Regions from separate parts of the Homo sapiens genome. Here region 2 is linked to region 1. Evidence: chromatin loops called from intact Hi-C (ENCODE). Cell type or tissue: PC-9. All regions are shown on one strand. Links, peaks and the distances in the headings refer to the core of each region. The heading gives the core; the rest is flanking DNA.

Region 1 (2,918 bases), core at 324-2,823:
TGGCCTAAATAAACTTTTGTAGCTGCTATGATCACTAATCCTGTCCCATTTCTTCAGTGTAGTTCAGAACCTTGATGGGTCATCACAGGTTTCTAGTAAGCACAGACAAAGAAATGACTTCTCATCAAGGCCTATACAAGGCAACACTAGAAGACTGGCAAATGTTTCCAATTAGCTCCATTCCTAATAACAGTAAATCTTTGGTTTGCCTGGGACACAGTACTAAATAGAGTTCTTGGCTGTGATGACTTGCCCAAATCCTGGGAGGCCCCTGTCATGATCTTTTAATTTCTCATGTTATGTAAGCTGTATGGTACATATACACTTAATAACAGGCTTTAGACTTTACTGAGTGTTCAAATAGGCACTTAACTATGGCATTTTTACATCCACATACACATTTTCTGAAATAAGGATTTTGAGTTACAATTATGTGTAGGTGAAAAAAGAACTCCAGACCCAAGTTAATCTTTTTTTTTTTTTTTTTGAGACAGGGTCTCACTCTGTCACCCAGGCTGGAGTGCAGTAGGCGATCGTGGCTCATTGCAGCCTCGAACTCCCGGCCTCAGGTGATTCTCCCAACTCATCCTTCCAAGTACCTGGGACTACAGGCGTGTGCCACCCCACCCAACTAATTTTTCTGTATTGTTCATAGAGACAAGGTTTCACCATGTTGGCCAGGCTGGTCTCGAACTCCTGGGCTCAAGTGATCCATCTCGCCTCCCAAAGTGCTGGGATTACAGGTGTAAGCCACTGCAACCAGCCCCAAGTTAACTTTCTAAACAGCTTAGGTTTAGAAAGTGAAGCTTCTGTAGCTGTTTCCATTTGGATATTATATTTAATATACATTTTTTATGCACCTTTGGTTTGGGTTTCAGGTAAGGAAGCGCTTTGCTTGGAGAAGAAAAGTGAAATGCGGAGCTGGTGTGGTGGTTCATGCCTGTAATCCCAGTACTTTGAGAAGCCAAGATGGGAGGATCACTTGAGCCCAAGGGTTTGAAACCTGCCTGGGCAACAAAGGGAGACCTCATCCCTACCAAAAAAAAAAAAAAAAACAAACAACAAAAGTGAAATTTGCAACTTTGGGGCTTGGGCATTTTTTTTTTTTAAGCTGTTCTACAAATGGAGGATGCCCCCACACCAAGCATAGACAGCAAGGGTCTTAGTTTTCTCTAGGAAGTACTAGCATGCCCAGTGTGCTAACTGCCTGCACTCCCTTCTACGCCAGTCTCTGATAGCAGGTGGCTGATTGTTGCTGTGTACAAGCCCACAATTAGCCACAAGCAGGTGCACCCATTTGCTGGGGGTGGCTTTTTCCACACAAGTACTCCAGCACACACAAAGAGTAGCCTCAGTTTTGCCAGCCATGTGGCTTTCTCAAAAATGAGTGGGGTTGGCACATTCCGTCAGGGTACTTGGGGTCAGTAAAGAAAAACAGCCTGTGAAAGGGGGGCTTCAGAATGACCAAAGGAATTGTTGCCTGAGAAATAGTTGTAGTAGCTAAATAGTGGGTCATGGGCAGCTTCCTTCTGGAAAGTTATCGAAATAGGAATCTGGAATGCCTAAGGGAGGAGTTCAGCCTAGATAATCAGATAAAATGCAAGCATGTTCTTCATTGTGACATCTGAATTCCTGCTGAAATTATGGAGAGAAGCAATTTCTGGTTTGGTCACTGAGAAGTAGCAAGTGATGTAGATTTATGGGCATTCTCTCTGGCTAGGACCCGGAGAAACCAGTCCCTCATGGCAATTCTGGTCAAGTGCATCTTTAAAATAACATATCCGTTGCCATTAGGGTCAGTAATGTCCAGTCAGTTTGAGTGTATTTATTGCTGGTGAAAGGCAGAGACATCCCGATTGAGGCTTGTTCACCTCCCCTACTACTTTTGGGCCCTCCCTCTGAACTCTGAGGTTGATCCTGACTCATAAATCATGCCTCCTGCCCAGCCGGCCAGGGAGGGGCCTTCTGTGCAGAAGCCAGACCTGGCTGCTCCTACAAGCTCCGTAGATCCCTTGCAGCCTCAGGCTCCCAGACAGATTCCCCGGGAGGGTGAACAAATGAGCACTCAGCTACTGCCAGTCCACTCAAACGTGAAATCCCGTTTGATCCTAAACTATGGAAACGATCGAGCTTAACCTTCTATAATAATATGCCAGTGTTTCTAACATCCCAGTGGATTCATTTTTGGTTTAGTAGGTTCTAACCTCTTACGTTACCGTTGCAGCACCTCCCCATAACAGGGCAGTGATCTTGAACTTCGGCTTTCCCCACATCCACTCAACTGGCCATACTTGATTCCATTTTTGTTGTGAATTATATCACATAGAATAATGTGTAAAACATGTATATTGGTATAAAGAACAAATTAGAAGGATGCAGCTGGGCCGGGCACAGTGGCTTACGCCTGTAATCCCAGCACTTTGGGAGGTGGAGGCGGGCAGATCACCTGAGGTCACGAGTTCGAGAACAGCCTGGCCAACATGGCGAAACCCCGTCTCTACTAAAAATACAAAAATTAGCTGGGCGTGGTAGCACATACCTGTAGTCCCACCTACTGGGAGGGCTGAGGAAGGAGAATCGTTTAAACCCAGGAGGCGGAGGTTGCAGTTAGCCAAGATGGTGCCACTGCACTCCAGCCTGGGTGACAGAGTCTCGGAGAAAAAAATAAGGAGAAAAAAAGGATGCAGCAATACAACCACAGCCAGTGAGGAATGTTGCCAGGACCCCAGAAGCCTCCTGCCCCCCACTGTATATTGTACTTTCCTACCTCCAATAAAATTCCCTCTTTCCTCATGGGCATTCTGACTCTATGGTAAATGTTTTCTTGTCTTTGTTTTGTTAAGCCTATAGCACCCAGTATTTCCGGGCTGTCTCCCATCCAAGAAGTAACCAGCCCCAACCTTACTTAGCTTCCCAGA
Region 2 (2,918 bases), core at 207-2,706, 140 kb after region 1:
TGGACGGAGAGGGGAGAGAAGTTCAGATAAACAAAGTTACATAAATAGTATCAAAGGTGTGCCAGCCATACCTCTCGCCTGTCATCCCAGCACTTTCGGAGACCAAGGCAGGAGGATTGCTTGAGCCCAGGAGTTCGAAACCAGCCTGGGCAACATGGCAAAAACCCTTCTCTACAAAAAAAAATACAACAATTAGCCAGGCTGGTGGCACATGCCTATAGTCCCAGCTACTTAAGATGCTGAGGCAGGAGGATCACCTGAGCCCAGGGAGGTAGAGGCTGTAGTGAGCCATGACTGCGCCACCATACTCCAGCCTGGGCAATAGAGTGAAACCCTGTCTCAAAATATATATATATGTATGTATATACACACACATATACACACATACACTGTCAGAGGTTATTTAATGAAAAGCAATCCTTATTAAAGATTTATATTTACTTATTTATTTTTTACACGGCGTCTCACTCTGTTACCCAGGCTGTAGTGCAGTGGCGTGCGTTCTTGGCTCATTGCAACCTCCGCCTCCCACGCTCAAAAGATCCTCCCACCTCAGCCTCCCAAGTAGCTGGGACCACAGATGCATGCCACCACGCCAGGCTAATTTTTTCTATTTTTGGTAGAGATGGGGTTTCGCCATGTTGCCCGGGCTGGTCTTAAACTCCTGAGCTTAGGTGATCTACCCGCCTCGGCCTCCCAAAGGGCTGGGATCACAGGCGTGAGCCATCATGTCCAGCCTAGATAAAGATTTTGAGATTAAAATGTTACTGTGTGTTGACAGACCTCTTAAAGTTCTGTATTCAGAAGAAACACATAAGCCATCAGAGGAAGACAGGTGCCAGCCTCAAATGCAAATAAATGGGCATCGAAGGGCAGGAGAATTCTGGGAGGATTTGGGAAGGCTGGTGGAGTTGTACTCCTGACTGTATCCTCAGGGCCTAGACAGTGTCTACCACATGGTAGGTGCTCAGTATTTGTTCAATGGAATAGAAGGATCTGAGCTGTGGGTTAGGATAGTAAAATTTAAAAAAACCTTTTTCCTGTCTACATACTCAATGCCTCCCCTATTCCCAACACCTGAGAGATTTGGAATTTGGAGTAATAATGTACAGGGGAGATCAGGTAAGTCAGGTTGAGAAGGATGTGTTTATGTAGGTGTGTATTTCTGTACACTTGCTATACTTGTATACAAATTAGTTATCATGTGTTCAGTGTGGTCTTGCTGCCTTTCCGTGAAGGCAGGAATCACAGCTGTCCTATTCTTCACTATCTCCTAGCAGTGTCTGAGAAGTTGGTAAGTGCTTCATACTCTTTGTTAATTGAATGAATGAAGCAACACAAATAAGAGTAATGTTGTAGAACTGGTGTTGAAGCTGACTAATCTCAAAAACATTTCCACTTGCTTTAGTATAAACAGACTGCAACTCATTCTATCTGCAATCATTTCAATAGATTCTGATCCAGAGCCTCCCAGGGTTGCCTTACGCTTTTTTTCCTCTACCAACTGGAAACTTGGTTCTTCATCTTTACAGCATTTAAAGGTACAAACAATACGAACATTTCATAATACCAGATGCTGGGAGCCACAGGCCTAGAACATATTACAGAGCCACCAAGCCACGTTCATTTTGAAAAGATTACATTAATGCTGTTTTCAAACTTATAATTACCAGCCTTCTAGAAACTCCTTACCATCTTGAGTAACTGAAAGCATAAAGTGGCAGCTGTCAATTCCACCCTCCTGCAACATCTCCATAGGCCAAATGATCAGGCCACATGGTGAGGAGTTACTTCAGCTGAGAAATCATGGGCTCATTCCTTCAGCAGCTACATGGTTCTATCTAAAGGGGGAGGCACAAATGTATATACATAAGAATACATGCAGCTCTCTTGCTGGAGAAGCAGCAGAGGCATTTTTATATGTTGCAAATTCTGTGTGTGGTTGGTGATTCTGAGGCCATACCAGAAAATATGAGTTCTAATGGCAGAAAATAATTTTTTTTTTTTTTTTTTTTAGACAGGGTTTCACTATGTTGCCCAGGCTAGTCTTAAACTCCTGGCCTTGAGCAATCCTCCCATCTCTGCCTCCCGAAGTGTTGGGATTACAGGTGTGAGCCACTATACCCATCCAGGAAAGAACTTTTCAGAATAAGACAGCAATAGCATTGCAAATATTGTAAGAGTCAGGGATGCAGTTGAATTTGGTTAATCAAGAGCTTTAGAAAATTTGCAATATGGCTTAATGGAAAAAATATTTCACTTCCTATTATTAGCAGCTTTAGTTCCAATTAGCCTGTGACCTCGAGCTTTTACATTTCAGAAGTTACGGGGTTCAAGAGGATCAGTATTTCTCCTAGGGGTGTATAATCACAATCACTTAGGAAGTTAGAGAAAAAGAAAAAAACAACAGATGCCTGGACCCTGCCAAGAACTATACATTTTGAATCACGGAAGGTGACACCTGGGCATATAGGTATATTTATTTAAATTTTCTTTTGAGCCAGACCAATCCAGTGCCTCTCAGATTTTAATGTACCTATGAATCATCTGAGACTTTTGTTAAAATGTAGATTCTAACCCAGTAGGTCTGAAATGGGGCCTGAGATGCTTCACTTCTGACAAGCTCTCAGGCGAAAGATGCTGCTGTTCCATGGCTCACACACTGAACAGAGTTCTCCAGCTCAAATCATTTGGCATTCCATTAAGCACAAAGAAGTTTTCATCCACAACTAGAATGTATCACACGCTTAGTACTTAAATTGCAAGTGTCATTAGGTGTTGCCTTTGTTTTTCACTTTGAAGATCAAGGTAGAGACTTCTATTGTTGTGTGTGATGTGAAAAGAATATCTTAATCCCAAAACGTCTCACATCAAGGATGCAGAAGGTAAGCTATGGCAACTTCGATCTTAGACACTTT

Evidence for each region. Peaks named below come from ENCODE experiments on the same cell type or tissue, not always from the same donor. Only the 100,000 strongest peaks of a DNase experiment are listed, where the experiment ranks them.
Region 2: a loop joins it to region 1, with 2.6 times the contacts of the local background. A loop is called at or near these places in 2 of 110 quality-filtered maps.

Annotation. Positions count from the first base shown.
Region 1 is chr3:69,231,052-69,233,969 of GRCh38, reverse strand. All of the region lies in intron 7 of FRMD4B (FERM domain containing 4B), which reads left to right. Among named protein-coding and RNA genes, the nearest start is that of LMOD3, 110 kb to the right of the region's middle. RefSeq lists an enhancer at 2,263-2,918. In PC-9, for the core only: no CTCF peak of the experiment used is centred there; a DNase peak (open chromatin) is centred at 1,749; H3K4me3 peaks cover 1,159 bases; H3K27ac peaks cover 2,500 bases.
Region 2 is chr3:69,088,735-69,091,652 of GRCh38, reverse strand. All of the region lies in intron 1 of ARL6IP5 (ARF like GTPase 6 interacting protein 5), which reads right to left. Among named protein-coding and RNA genes, the nearest start is that of ARL6IP5, 5.3 kb to the right of the region's middle. In PC-9, for the core only: no CTCF peak of the experiment used is centred there; a DNase peak (open chromatin) is centred at 1,382; H3K4me3 peaks cover 588 bases; H3K27ac peaks cover 2,331 bases.